Regions from separate parts of the Homo sapiens genome. Here region 2 is linked to region 1. A link is a loop called in an ENCODE intact Hi-C map of the cell type or tissue named here. Cell type or tissue: PC-3. All regions are shown on one strand.

What was found. Hi-C counts contacts between places; a loop is a spot of excess contacts. Peaks named below come from ENCODE experiments on the same cell type or tissue, not always from the same donor. Only the 100,000 strongest peaks of a DNase experiment are listed, where the experiment ranks them.
Region 2: it touches region 1 in a loop (2.4-fold over the local background); 1 of 110 quality-filtered maps calls a loop at or near these places.

The regions. Positions count from the first base shown.
Region 1 is chr5:103,370,848-103,378,847 of GRCh38, forward strand. No RefSeq gene overlaps it. Among named protein-coding and RNA genes, the nearest start is that of MACIR, 120 kb to the left of the region's middle. In PC-3, a CTCF peak has its summit at 4,621 (motif pointing left); a DNase peak (open chromatin) is centred at 4,754.
Region 2 is chr5:103,268,732-103,276,731 of GRCh38, forward strand. It overlaps MACIR (macrophage immunometabolism regulator), which reads left to right. Exons shown (of 3, transcript NM_033211.4): 3 at 7,166-8,000. The coding sequence starts at 7,189. The coding sequence ends at 7,809. Among named protein-coding and RNA genes, the nearest start is that of MACIR, 14 kb to the left of the region's middle. In PC-3, no CTCF peak of the experiment used is centred here; a DNase peak (open chromatin) is centred at 3,330; H3K27ac peaks cover 1,799 bases.

The DNA.
Region 1 (8,000 bases):
AGGGATGATGCCAGTAGGGAAGAGAGAGGGATAAGAGTAGACTGCCTTTTACAGTTTTGTCCAACATCAACTCAGTCCTTGTCACTTGAAGTCAGCATGGATGCTACTTCTCAAATGTGTGTTGACTTCTTTTTACAGAATATGCATGTTTCTTTATTCTTGTTTTTCAGTAGTTGTGCAGAATTTTCTGTTCTTTGATAATTTTTTTAAACATCTATTATTCAAGGACACCAGCCTAGGATCACAACTCCCCTGAAAGGATAAATATTTGCTTCAAAGCCTGGGTGTTCTCAAGTGCAGTACAGGTGCAGCCTGTAGGTCATGGATATCTCAGAGGTACAGCCCTCAGAATGCCTGGGGCATGCCTTAACTGAATGGCCATTTGCTCATGCAGTTGGGAACAGGGACTATTTATTTATTCAGCCAACATAAATGGAATAACCACAGACTCTCAGATACTCTGATAGAACTGAGGACATTGGGGAAACATTCACAGTCTCTTCAGAGAGTTTATAGTCTAAGGGGAAGCAGAAAAGTAAGCAGCAGTTTTAATGTCATGTGACACTGTGACAGAAGGGGAGAAAGCACAGGCTGCCTGCCTCAGATACCACCCCCTCATGCTGGTATCCAGAAAGCAATGCCGAGATTTCATAGTAGGGAATGGGAAGGGTGGCAATGTGTATCCCTGTTTTGTTTTTTTATTTTTATTTTTTTATTTTTTTGTCGTCTTGAAAGCTGAGAAGTGAGAAGAGAGCTGAAAATGTATAAGAGTGTGCCCAGGCAACTGTTTTCTCTTTGCTTTTCTAATAAAAGCAGAAAAGGAAAGGTTTTATCATCAGCAGTGGAAAGCAGAGGTGCTGGCAGTGTGACAGTGGCTGTGACTTAGGAAGGGAGAGTCTCCAATCCAGGAAGACCTTCTCCTCAGCAATGTCCAGTTCAGGAATTGACAGCATTGGCACAGGCTCCTCTTGGCAGGATGGGGGTTAATTGTGGACCATGTCAGTTTTGCTGCTTGAAAATTTTGAGTGACAATACCTCTCAGGTGTGAAGAGAGGATGAGTCTTTCTCTTGGAAGGACTAAAAGGAGCCTGGATGTTATCTTACTGGAAAGAAGGAAACAGTGCATACCTTTGGGAATGGATCTACAATTTACTGTTTACCCCATCAAGCATGATATTACATTGAATCTGAGTAGCTGCAATGCTGAGCTGGTGTGCAGGAGGCCAACTCTGCAGGTTTACTTAGAAAGTGGGCAGAAATGACAGTAATCATAAAACAGATAACAGGCAAGCCCTCAGAAGTGGGCAGAGGCAGGAAAAATGAGCAATGGACATAGCGTGGCAGAGCCACCCAAGGCCAGAGAAGCAAGCTGGTTCCAGAGCATAGCCAGATATGGGTTGGTCTGGGCATTCAGAAAGTGTTTTCAGGAAGCACACTTAGGCAATTGGGGAGGCAATGGGCAGAGGGTGGGGGATGGATGGAACTTCCGAGCTTTTTCTCTTCTAGCTTCCATCTGCTTTAGGGGGACATTCCAAGGTTAGGTCTGGCACATTTTGCAATACTACATGGTGAATTCATTACAGTGGGTTAAAGGTTGATTGTGCACTATGCACAAATGGAGATGCTGGGGTTTCCAGACTGGATGGTCAACTATCTGAGGGCGCAGAAACAGGCCCTCATCATTATTTACCTTGCTTTTGAAATATACTTCTGTTTTCCCTCCCTTTAGTCTGGGTCCCATGAGCCCGCTCTCCCACACTGTTGCCAGAGTGGAAATTGATTGTCTCTCTCTTGCTCAGAGCTTTCAATCGCCCTCCCGTGTTTGCAGAATAACGCTCCTTAGCAGAGGTCATAGAGCCTTCCTTGACCTGGCCTCTGCCTGGCTCCCTGCTGTCTGGTTGCCATTACTGTGATGCACACACATTTTATGTTCCAGCACTAGCAAGCCACGCACACACATAGCATTTTACTTCATGATTTTACCTTTGCTTATATTTTTCCTTTTGCTTGAAATGCTCTTCCATTTATCACCCCCTTTTCTTTCCCAGGCATCACTTCCTTGAAGTATTTTTACCCATTTCATTCTGTCTCTCAAGACCCTGTACTCATCTCTAATCGTGCACTCACCATATTGTGTTATATGCATACTTCTCTCCCTTCCTTACTTACCTGTGAGTTCCTCCAGGCTATGTTTTATTTATATTTGTATCAGGCAGAGCTAGGTATAATGCCTGGGACATAGCTGGTACTCTAAAATATTTGGTTGTATAAATGAATGAAATGATATATATATATATATATATATACACGTGTGTGTGTGTATATATATATATACACATGCGTATATACGTGTATATATATATATATTTTTTTTTTGAGATGAAGTTTCACTCTTGTTGCCCAGGCTGAAATGCAGTGGCACAATCTTGGCTCACTGTAACCTCCACCTCCCAGGTTCAAGCGATTCTCCTGCCTCAGCCTCCTTAGTAGCTGGGATTACAGGTGCCCGCCACCACACCTGGGTAATTTTTGTATTTTTTTTTAGTAGAGATGGGGTTTCACCATGTTGGCCGGGCTGGTCTTGAACTCCTGACTTCAGATGATCCACCTGCCTTGGCCTCCCAAAGTGCTGGGATTACAGGCGTGAGCCACCGCGCTTGGCCCATGAAATGATCTTTAATTGTCTCCTAAGTGACTAATACTAGATAGCATCTGTTTGGTTTCCTACTAGAGTCTGGAAGCAATAGGTGCCTTCATTTAACCATTGGACCTAGAAAGGTAGCAACCCATAGCCTGCCAGGCTGAATGCACCTGAAAGCCTCAAGAAATCTTGTCACTGTGCATTCTATTATGTGACTACAACTTGAGCCGAATAGGGATAAATGAATCCTGGCTAGCACTGAGCATCGTGCCAGGAACAGAACAGTGGGGCCATTGCAGTCAGTAGAATGAAAGGTTACCATGGCGTTGTCAGGGAGTTTTCTTGAACTATGGCTGGACCATATTTCTCTTTCCACCTCAGCCACTGCTTCATGCTACTGAATGGAGAAGCCTTTGGCTTTCTGTACCCATGGAGGAATGCAGCATGCCTCTTATCTCCTAAACCTGTCCCTGCAGAAAGCTGCCTGCCCTTGGAGTTTCTCAGTAGAACAGTAAATGTGATCTCAGTCTCTCCCAGCGGCTCAGTAAATATCACGTGATACAGAGTGCCTCAGCCAGGTGACACAATGAGAGCTGAAAACACCTCGGGTCGTCTGTACTGTTGCATTCCTTATGCACAGCACATCCTAGTTGTCCCACTTAGAGCATCTCTCATTGTGATTTCCTTTTCTTTCTCTAAACGTAAGCTAGGTTGACCTCACTTAGTGGAAAGTCAAAGGTGTCAAGTGAATAATAAACTCTTTTCCTGTTCAGGTACAGTGTGGGCTGTTAGGTTTTCCACCCAAAGGGAGGATGGGGGCTGAGTAGGGCTGCAACAGAGGAGAGAGAATGCAGTGCACCTCGAAGATGTGAGTGACATGCTGCTTAGATGGAAAGTACACCATTTCCTTTCCTGTTCAGAGTGAGATATTTTTTACCTTCATACAAATGAGGTTGTTGAAAACCATGATATTTTAAAATACCCACATAAACAAAACCTTTGTTTTGAATGTAAACCTATGGAAATGAATACTCACAATCTGCAGTAAAAAGGACCATCTCTTGATCTTGGATGTTTCCTAGCAAAGCACATTCAGGGTGTCGTTGCTGGCAATGGAAAGCCCAGAGTGCCAGCAGCCTCCACACTGTGATTTAGGGAAGGGAGTGACTGAGATTATTTTAGTCAGAGGAACTGGTTCTCTGCTTAGCCTCGATATTTCATAAAAAGCTCATTGCAGCAAAATTTTCATTTGGCAGCATCTGCGGTGCTATCATCTTGATATCTTCACATTAAGTAACAATGGCACTTCAAGGTCAAATGAAAGTCAAATTGGCACGATAAATATTCATTGTCAGCCTCTGTTAATCCTATGTATTTTCTGTAAAGATACAGGCAAAGCATGTAATCAGTAGTGTTTGTAGGAAAATAAAAAGTTATAGAAATCCTGGGGTCATAGAGCAAATAAAACAGTTCAAATGTTAAGATATATATGGTATAGTGAGAAAATCAGTAGAATGAATACTGCACTCAATTCTGACATTGTCAGTTTCTGACAAATCATTTAAATGATATACCTCAATTTTCCCAACTGTAAAATTAGAATGAATTACATAATTATCTTTTATTCTTATTCCTATTCTAAGTGATAGCTTTTCTAGATGCAATTAGAAAGAACTTTCAAAGTGTTGCAAAACACTGAAACATATTAGGAAAAAAAAAATAATGTGTGTTTTTTTTTTCTTCTGAGCACTTAAATAATAGAATAGGTATCAGTTTCTTAAACAAATGGAATGAAAATCACAAATAGACTTTTAAGGTTAGGAAAGAAGCCTGCAATGTGAAGGGACTAGATTAAAAGAAAATTGACCTGTTTACATTTCTACTGTAGAGTATTGGATGCTGTAGCAATAATGGACCTTTATTGGAATTATTTTAGAGGTTATGAGATTACATAATGGCCTGTGTCACCTAGCGGCCAGAGGCTGGGATGTCAAGTGTGTGTACCTTTATCAATAGCCAAGCTTAAAATGACTGAGAAACAGCTACTTCTGAGAAGACTTGGAAAGTAAGGTATTCTATTTGAGGATAATGTAAGCATTTGTTTCTGGAATTCTGCCCAGTAACCCAGAGCACACAAAAAGGTCTTAGAGTAATTTGATCAGTGTTTCTGTAAAAGAACACCAAAGCCACAGATTCTGTTACTGGCAAGACAGAAAATGCATTATAAGGGAAGACAACATGTTTCATAGGATGATGGCTTGGCCTGGAGAGGGCTTGGGAGAGTTAACTGACAGCAGTTAGGAACAACGATTAATGCTAACCTGAACTTCTGGGACCCCTGCCTGAACATGCTTGTCAGGGTGTGTTGGTGTTTGCAACATTGCCTTTTGTTTTGTCTCTGGAGCCTGATGCAGTTTTGCTTGCAGTCCTTGTTACTGTCTATTGGCCCTGTTTTGAGCACTAACATGAGAAGATGAAAAGAAATCCCCAGAAACACCCTTTTTCTCACCTGGTCATCTTAGTATCCACAATTGCATTCCTAGAGGAATATTCATCTTCCTGGCATTATTGTTTTGATGTATTCACAGAAGTCTGTGGCCGTAATCCTTCCGTAAGCTGATCTGTTATTTAGCTCCTTGGATGAAATATTGGTAATCATTGTAAAAATGATGAGCCTATGTTGATATGTACATGGACCTTTCCCTGTTTGACTGGGGGATGGGGGGTAATGTGAGGGCTGGGGAGATTAAAAACAGATTCTAGATCCCTCCAGTGAGCTCCTTGGTTAAATATTTTGTTTACATTGGTTATATTGAGCAACTTTAGTAGAGGATATTGTTGAAGAGGTGGAGAGCAGTTTTCTGATTGGCGAGACCTGTAGTCATTAGGCTGCATTTATCAGTAGGCTTGCCTTGCAGTTCAAGGTTCATTGAGATAGATAGACTAGCAGCTTCTCAATGCTGGTTTCTCAGGCTACACTGGGTTGCTCAGGTTGAGTGGGCAATGAGGAACTTGGGGAGGTAGTAGAAGACAACCACTTGACTTCAGGACTAAACCTTTTTCTTTGGCTGCCTTTGTTGCTGTTGAAAAGTTGGGGTTATTTTGTAGTTCATGGGTTGGCAAACTATGACTTGAGCAAAAAAATCTGTCTTGCTGCTTGTTTCTGTAAATAAAGTTTTATCAGAACACAAACATGGTTATTTGTCTGCATATTGTCTGTGGATTCTTCTGCATGAAAACAGCAGAGTTGAATAGCTGCAAAAGCGAACCCTAAGACCTGCAAAACATAAAATATTTACTATTTGGTCCTGTATGGGAAAAAGTTTCCTGATCCCTGCTGTAGTTCATTGTAGGTAATCTGTTGCTAAGATCTTCTCTTGGTCTTTGGTGTTCTTTAATGTTGCTCAAATAAATTTAGATGTGAATTTCTTTTTATTTTTCCTGCTTGAGATTTGTTGTTCTTTCATCAATTATTAGCCATAAACTCTGAATATTGTCTCTCCCCATATCTTCTCTGCTCTTGAAACTCTGGTTGAATTTCTTAGAATCTCTCATTCTAGTCTCCATTTTTCTTAACTCTATTTTTCGTCACATAGGATCTCTGTGCTGCATCCTGGGTATTTCTACAGATCTGTTTTCTGATTCAATTTCCTTACTTATTATCAGTTAAGATTTTCTATTTCTTCGTGATTCAATCTTGGTAGATGTGTAAGTTTCTAGGGCTTTATTCATTTCTTCTAGGTTATCCAATTTGTGTACAATTGTTCATAGTAGTCTGTTTAGACTCTGTGTATTTCTGTGGTATCAGTTGGCTTTTTTATTTCTGATTTTATTTGGGTCTTCCCTCTTTTTTTTCTTAGTGTAACTAAAGGTTTGTCAATTTTGTTTTCCAAAAACCAATGTTTAGTGTTGTTGGTCTTTTCTGTGGCTTTTCTAGTCTCAATTTCATTTATTTCATCTCTTATCTTTGTCATTTTCTTCCTTTTTTTTTTTTTTTTTTTTTTTTTTGACAGTCTTGCTCTGTTGCCCAGGCTGGAGTGCAGTGGCGTGATCTTGTCTCACTTGCTGCAACCTCTGCCTCCCAGGTTCAAGCAATTCTCCTGCCTCAGCCTTCCGAGTAGCTGGGACTACAGGCGCCTGCCACCACACCCGGCTAATTTTTATATTTTTAGTAGAGATGGGGTTTCACTGTGTTAACCAGGATGGTCTCAATCTCCTGACCTCGTGATCTGCCTGCCTAGGCCTCCCAAAGTGCTGGGATTACAAGCGTAAGCCACCATGCCCGGCTATTTCCTTCCTTTTTTCCAGATCTAGAAGTCCTATTTAGCTTTTTTTCAAATCTGCCTAGTCATCTTATTTGTATTTTCATATCTCCTCTTTTGCTTCTTTAAACATATCAAGGATATTTACTTTAAATTCTATGCAATTAATTCTAGTATATGAAGCTATTGTAGGTTTGATTCTGCTGTTTTATCCTCATTGAATTACAAGGTACTGGTGTACTTGTGAGCTTTGTATTGTTTCTAGTGGTGAACTCAGGTTCCTTGGGTATTTTCTGTGGAAATTCTTTGAGTATTTTTATGTGGTGTTCAGGGTACATAGTGTACCATACAGCTAGAGAGTTGTTCTAAATCATGTTTGCCATACCATCTATACCCAGAGATCCTTCAATGTTAGAGGTTATTGAAAATTTGCCTGGACTATTAATAAAACTAATGCTTTGATGTTAAATTGTCTGTAACTTTCTGGAATCTCTTCTTACTTTTTATTTCTTGCTTATTGAAGGAAGAAAAGTGAATCTTACAGTCTCCCTGGGATCCACAGAGACATGATGAAAGCCAAGAATCATTTCATATCTAGAAATCTTATTTGGTTGTTTTCTAAATATAACTTATCACAATTGTCCTACTTCCAACATTCCTCAAAATTGGATGTAAAATCTGCATCACCTTATCCCTTCAAGCTATTCTAGATGATTATTCTTGCCCCTTCATGCAAATTCCTCTTGTCTTGAGGCAGATGACATTGGTATACCTTCTCTGTTACCTTGTCCCTGAAATCTACCCTTGGAATAATCATTCCCATTCAGTCTCTAAAGGCTCTGGGTCTGCCATGGTCTTTTGTTCTACTTTTAGTTCTGACCTCATCTTGGGTGACTTCAAAATCTCAGATTTCTGGCTTTTTCATCTTCAAAATAACCTTGTCAACCATTGTATAGTTCCATAGACACAAAAAACTTCTCCATCTTGAAAATCAAAAAACTAGATTTTCTTCCTTTTGACCACAACTTCCTGTCCATTTAGGTTACTTACTAAGCTGTTGCTGATATACCAATCCTTTGACCTCACTGAAACCTCCA
Region 2 (8,000 bases), 100 kb before region 1:
TGTAGACAAGTTTGGGAACCACATGCTAGAAGCACAACATGGACTTGGAGCCAGGGGGCCTGGGTTGTAATTATGGGCATTAACTATCTATGTGGCTCTGGGCAGGACCCTGTCTTGGTGGTTTCAGTGTCTTCTCTATATTTCAAGGTGGATGTTCCAGGTAGGTTATGTCCAAGATGATTCTGGCATTAAAACTATACCACTCTAGCCAGGGGCGGTGGCTCGCACCTGTAATTCTAGCTACTTGGGACATTAAGGAGGGAGGATTGCTTGAGACCAGCCTGGACAACATAGTGAGACCTCATCTCTAAAAGTATAAAAGAAATAATTAACCAGATTTGGTGATGCACACCTATGTCCCAGCTACTTGGGAGGCTGACGTGGGAGGATCGCTTGAGACCAGGAGTTTGAGGCTGCAGTGAGCTATCATTGCCCTACTGCACTCCAGCATGGGTGACAGAGCAAGACCCTGTGTCTAAACAAACAAACAAACAAACAAAAAACACAAAAATAGGTGGCTCTAGATATCATGATATCACTAGACTGGTATTAGCCATGCTTAGGAGACCCTGTTTCCCCAAAAATGGCTCTATAAGAAATGGTTTGATTCAAGTACTTCTTGAAAAGGATTTTCTTAACATGATGACATTTTTATTCTGCATATTTAAAATGGTTATGTTGATATCTGTTTTCTCTTATATGGTATTGCTGTATGTTGCTAAAAAAAACAGTGAAAGCATATGGAGCAGTGTTTTGATTACTGGGAGTGAATTTTTTTTATAATCTTATTTTTAAAAATTCTCAGAATGCAATTTCAAAAAGAATTCTTCGTATAGCAGTTCTGAAATTTATTAGCTATTTTCAGAGCTGGTCTAAGGAGCTAAGGCATCTAGATCATATTTTCAAAATGTTGCTCTTTGTGCCAAATAGATAGGAAGCTTGGCCTCTTGAAGAGTGTTCAAAGCTGTGCAGATTTTATACAGGTCTACTTTCTTGACTGTTCTTCTTGGTGCACGGGGTTCCACTCACGTGTGTTATGGTTTGGACCTGTTTGCTTTAGTCTCAGCCAGAATACTGGTATTGGGGTATTGAATGCTGTACCTAATGCTTTTGAAATGTACACTGTATATATTTTTGTAATATATATAAATGAATGAAATGTTATCTTTCCTTTTTTGAAGGAAAGTTTACATTTAGTTTGTAAATTTCTTTAAAGAGGTATCTAAGTGTTTTAAGTGAGAATAATATCAGGAGATTTGAGGTCAAAGAATGGCAGTCATGTCCCTTTCATTTATCTTTTTCTTCTTGGAAAAATCAAACACATCAAACAAAAGGAAGTACATCATCTCCTTTCTTCTTTTGATAATTCCTGTTTCTAAGCAATAAGAGGAGAAACAGGCACTGTTCTGGTGAGTGTATAGATGATACTCTTTAAAAGTGTTTACATTAATTTTTAGTTATATAAAAGAATATCCATATAAAAACCAGAAACATTATTAATAAGGTTTTGTGGTGCTTGCTATAAAAATCTAAAAAGTACATGTTCTTTGACTCAGCATTTTTACTTCTGGAATTTCCTGCAGAAATATTCATGTGTGCCTATGTGTACTCTTGCATGTTTTCATTGTAGAAAGAAGTAATCACTCACTCTTACATTTGTAAATACGCGGAAAAAGGAAGGATATACCAAAATATTAATAGGGGTTTCCTCAAGATATGTCCGGCATTGGTAGGGGATGAAGAATGATTTTGCCATTTATAGTACATCAATATGAATTATTTGGACTGGAGAGCTTTCAGTTTGCATGCATTGCTTTTATCGGTTTCAAAACAATAACAAGGAAAAACAATCACTTGAGCAGGTTATTGAGGTAAGAAAAAGATAGAAAGTATCTTCTGGAAGGGAAAGGTGGTTATAAAAAATGTTCATGGACTCTAAGACCTCTTTGAGATATCTCTGTGTATGGTTAAAGAAATTAGCAAGTAGGATGGTGCCCCAGGCTTAGAGCCTAGTGAAATAATTTTTGTTTCTAGGAGTGTGTCACTGACTCAGACACCCTATAGCATAGGAGCTGACTGTGGGCAATATCTGGATGTATCTTGGTGTTAAGTCACATTCTCAGCTTTTTGGAACCTTTGCTTTTCTTTCTCTCCATGAGAATTACATTGTACCCTACCTTTACCATATCCCTCCTATCATGAAAAATATGTTTGATAAACTAATTCAGTCTGTAATAGAGAAAAATAAAGGTGTTTTAAGAGAAGACAGCAAAAAAGAGCAATATTAAACTTGGCGGAATGAGTCTAACAATAGAATTTCATGCCTTTGACATCTCAGCTAAAGGTTTGGGGAGTTGGAATTTTTTTTAACAGGCATGCTGCTGATGTATAAATGAACTCTATATATAGGAAAGCTAATGAAGCAATTAATTTTTTGAGTTTCTTAAATGAAATACAGGTATTAGGATACGGTGTTTCTCAAAAAGAATTCTTTCTATACCATTTGTCAAATTTACCACCTGTTTTCAAAGCTGGTCTAAGGAGCCAAGGGCATTTAGGTTATATTTTGAAAGTATTGGTATTTATGCTCCAAATTTAGGTTTGGCCTCTCAGAGAGTATTCAGACCTATGCAGATTCTATAAGGGTTACAGGCTTTTGAACGTGCTTATCCTGGTGCACCAGGTTCTCCTATACATGTGTTGTGATTTGGACCTATTTGCTTTAGTTTTAGCCAAAATTTACAATTTCATTCTGTACCCAATGCTTTAAAAATGTACTGTGTACATTTTTAAAGAATTATTGTTACCTTTGTCTGATGTCATCTAGTTGGATCCACGTAAATTTCAGCAATATAGAAGCATCTATAAACGTTGCCAAATCTTTCATGTTTTATAAATACATTGGTGCTATTGTTACTGGTTGGATTGTGAGGGAATTAGATATTGAAGACCTTAGGTGTCATTTGAAAAATTGTATTGTTCCTGGTACTTTTTAAGAAGCTCAATTTCAAAAGCATTGTTCAATTACAAGTTGACGTTTCTATTCTTGTTTCATTTTCTGTTTTAGCTTCTTCTCTCCACATTTTGCTGCTTCTGTAATTATAAAATTAATACTTTTTCTATTTTCTATTTACAGTCTATTTTTGCTTTAAATTATATATGAAAGGCATTAATGGAAGCAAGAAAGGTATCTTTGATCTCTGGGTTTTAGTGCTCTGGAATGAAGCAGTTGGCATTAGACCTGATTTCTTGACTCACAGGTTATTCTTATTGATGTAGTGGGAAGTGTGGCACCTGTTGCATGGTACCTGTAGTGGTAATTTGTGAGAGTGCTTTGTAATTGTTTATCTTGGCAGCAAGCTTTTTGGATACAAGGTTTATTTGACAATATGAAACAAAATGCTGAGTCATGCATAGACTTATTAAAAATAACAAGTCTGTAAGCAGTTTTTTTCATGGTAAAACCTGAAGAATATACTGCTAAACACAGGCCATCTCTAGTTATAGTCACCATAGCTGAGTTTCCTGATGGATGTCTTTCAGTAAGAAATTTTGCTGTGGAAAATGTTGGACATCTGTATATCAAGATAGGTTGACTTTGAGACTGTTCAGTTTTTACTGTCTTTAGTGTCTTTTTTTTTTTTTCCAGAATTCTGGAGTTAGGAGGTACCCAGACTTCTTCCTCTGCAGATGGGACAGTGTCTAAAGAGCTTCTGCCCATTGTAAAAATAACCTGAGCAAGTTGATTCTGTAACTGTTCTCAGGATCTTGCTTCAATATGTAAATCTAGTCAAGAAATTCTCAGGAATGTAGTAGCATAAGAAGTTTTGTTTTCTGTCACACAGAAGAATGGGAGGTATGCTGCTTATTCAGCATTCAGCCCAACTACAAATGAAATATTTGACATTGAGGGCTGTCTTTTCTGAAATCCAGCCTCTACCTAGCTTTCTTGGTGCAGCATAGTAGATGTGTGTAGAAGGGCAATATATAAGTAAAACGAATCCTTTAGAAAAACAGAAGCCGTTTGTGAGAGTCTTGTTTCCAGCGTTCATGTTCCTACGTGAATATCGAGACCTGAAGTTGTTCTTGTACATGTGGCAGTATATTGCAGAGACCAATGAACCACCCAATGAGCTGTTAGTTTTGAGAATACACTATTTGTAGTTTGGAGCAAAAATACTGATGTTTGATAGCCAAAAAGTGCAAACAGTTTTCCAGCTCTGAGAATTGCTCATCAGAAGTTCAGCACATAGCAGCTATATATATTTAAAGTCAGCCTTTTCATGTTCCTGCGCCTTGAGACTCTCCCGCAGGAATCTCCCTAGAATACTGACCTGTTTTGCATTGGCTTTAGTTGCTCCACTGAGTATTTGTGTTGGAGGATATTAGAAATGCTTATTCTTTCAACTTTCTGATTAGATTCTGTTTTCCATAGTGAATGTTTTGTCTACCTCAGTAAAATATGGTAGATTTCATACACCAGACTGCCTGGTTGAAATTTCCAGAGCTCTTAAACCACATCTGTATCTTCTACTTAACAACCTAGGTTAAATCATTGTCTACCAGGTTGATGTGTGAAGATCCTGTTTGGATTGTTCTCTTCCCAAGCCAATTGATTTTTTTTTTTTTATGGTGTTATTGGCTGTTGGAAACTTAACTGATGAGTTACTTGTCTAACAATAGTGTCTATTTCTTATCAAATCAGATTTTGACCTTTACACAAGTCTTCACATTTCTAATTTTGCAGGTACTTCCAGGTATTTTCTAGCTAATATATTATTTCTGCCTATTTCTCTAAACCGTTGTCTCCTTCTAGGCTTTATCTTCAACCCCCAAGGATTCTCAGAATTTCTGACAGTTTACCTTGATGCAGCAGGATTGGCTTAGTATGGGGAAAAACTTTTGATGATTCTGTTGCCCTCAGAAGCCTGTGCCTCCTCCTCATTACTGTAACTTTGTGCATTATTAACTTACTTAGCAAATTTTTTCCCTCGTAGACAAAAAAGATGAATTTTAGCCTCACCTCTGTATGAATTATTACCCAATTTGGAATGTGTGGGGTCTGAAGTCATAGATTTAAAGAAATTTGTAATATACTAAATGAGAATGCAGTAAGCTGCGTGGTGGGACTCCAAGAGTTGTCATGGAGTGCCAGATTTGAAAGAGACCTAGACCAGAGTCTCAGAGTAGACAGACTGCTTGAGTGTCACTGCCTTGGTGACTCTCCTTGAGTGTGGTGCCCAGTCTTGGTGTGAGTGTGTGCCCTTTCCTCAATGGCCCTGGTTATTTTTTTTGCCTCACTGACCCTCCTTTCCTTCTCAGGATGAAATATCAGAGAAACAGCTACTACCTGTAGCTGCCAGTCAGGTTACGTAGGTTGGAGGCCTTGGCTATGTCCTCTTGCATTCTTTCTGGGTTACAAAATTAGTGAGAAAGGAAGGATAAATTTGTCATTCGACTCCGAGTAAATATTTGTTTGTTTAGCATAAAAATTTGTTGAGGCTTCACATGGCTCTCTAAAGTTTATTAGCTAAGAAGTCTTATATGCATATCAGAGTAGCTGGTAGTCACCTGATATTCCAGTACTATCAACAGAGAAATAAATTCCTCAAATATAATTTATTTTATATAAATAATATAAATAAAAATATTTACATTAAAAATATAATAAAGCTGATTACTTTAAATCTAAAAGGGTTCAGGGACTAGAGTATTTTGGTGAAATAAAAATGGCAAATAGTCTAAGGTTGAGAATAAATAGTGAGTAATACTATATAGATCCTTTGGCATTTGCTTTATCTCAAATATTGTAATAAATGTTTGTTTTCAGTGGGGATCATAGGAAGGACAGCGTGGTATCTGGTAACTTCACAATCTCCTAATGAAGGAAATTAGAACATGCATGTGGTGGAATAAAGTGCTGTTTTTTTTTTTTAAAGCTTTCTAATTGCTTGGATTTTAAATGAATACCCAAACTTTAAGAAATACTTCAATAGGAAGTGGTTATTTGTCTAGTGAGAAGATTCGTAAGAGTTATTTAATTTTTAAGTAAATTTTTCATCTTAAAATCAGTTGATGTCATTTTGATTAGCAATCTGAGATACTTAAAACCGTGTTATCTACTTCCAATTAAAAAGCAAGTACAAATAGTTTCTCAGAAATGAAACTGTCACTATTTCCCTTAGTATTTTAGCTTCCCAAATTTGATCTATCTGTAGCTTTCAGGAACCTAGCCGCCATTTGTTCTATTTCTTGTCAATGGAGATTTCCAAACTATGTAATGTAATAATCGTAAGGAACAATATTACTATTCATTGTGAATTATTCTGCCATTTATGAAACTATTGAAAAGTACAACGTCTTGGGTATTGAAAAACAGAATGTCAAGCCTGTGGTGTATTTTATGATTAAGTAGTCAATTAAAATGACATCTGATGTTTTATACATTTTTAGTATTAAAAATTATGTGATATATTGGATTTAGGATTACTTTTAAACTACAAAATGATATTCTTTAATTCATTGGGGATATGGAAGGAAGAACATTTACAAGGTTTGGGGGAACCTTCCCCTAAGACTCCTCATACTCTAAGAATAGTTTTTTAGGTCTAAATTGGATTCCTTGCAGAAATTCGTCAGCTCAATCAACTTTATTATATGTTCCTTAAAGACAAATTGAAAAGAATTGCAGGTGTCAAGAGCTAAGCACTTACTTTAAATTAAATAATGGAAAAATTTAACTTTCAAGCCAGAAATATTTTGTGTGTTCTTATGAAACTATGTATGATGGCTTTCATTTGCTTAATGCTGAGATCTGTATTTGACTCGCTTGATATTGCATTAAGGAATAAACTTTATGTGATTGAATAGAGTGCGGAATTTAGAGAAGTATTGTTGTTGTTGTTTTCTGTTTGCTTCTCCATCTGAACTTTTTGGTAGTACATCAGACTTTAATTTAACTTGCCTTTCAGTTCTTAAAGGCAGAGAGGTATTGTCATTTCATGCCCGCTCTGAAACGTTTAGTAGACATAGTTACATGTCAGTGGTACATTGACTGTCTTTCAGGCAAGTGTTACTTCATGCTCCCTGAGCCTTCTAAAAGGACCTGGCCTGGCCCAAGTCTCTGTGCATTATATTCTTCTAATCTAAGTCTGTTTACTTTTAGGATTGTGCAGACTGGTGCTTAAAATGGAAGTCGATATTAATGGAGAGTCTAGAAGTACCCTGACCACCTTGCCCTTCCCTGGGGCTGAGGCCAACTCCCCGGGAAAGGCGGAGGCAGAGAAGCCCCGCTGCTCCAGCACACCCTGCTCCCCGATGCGGAGGACCGTGTCAGGCTACCAGATCCTACACATGGACTCTAACTATTTGGTTGGCTTCACGACTGGCGAGGAACTCCTGAAGTTAGCTCAGAAGTGCACAGGAGGTGAAGAGAGCAAAGCAGAAGCCATGCCATCCTTACGCTCCAAACAGCTAGATGCAGGACTTGCCCGTTCCTCTCGTTTGTATAAAACCAGAAGTAGGTACTACCAGCCATACGAGATTCCAGCTGTCAATGGCAGGAGGCGAAGGCGGATGCCAAGCTCAGGAGACAAGTGCACTAAATCTTTACCTTATGAACCTTACAAGGCCCTCCATGGGCCTCTGCCTCTTTGTCTTCTTAAAGGTAAGAGGGCTCACTCCAAATCTCTGGACTACCTCAATCTAGATAAAATGATCAAGGAGCCAGCTGATACAGAAGTGCTACAGTACCAGCTTCAACACCTAACCCTCCGAGGGGACCGTGTGTTTGCTAGGAATAATACATGAATGACTTGGAGAGAGCTTAAACCAATTTAGGTCAGCCTACGCTTGGCTAGAAAAAACCCACTGCTGTACTCTGTACATGACTCTTCACACTATAGATGGTTATATCAGCTAAGTGTTCCTGGAACATAAAAATTGTTTGGGTCAAATTTGAATACAGGAATGAAATCACAGGTACTTGGGGGGGGGATATC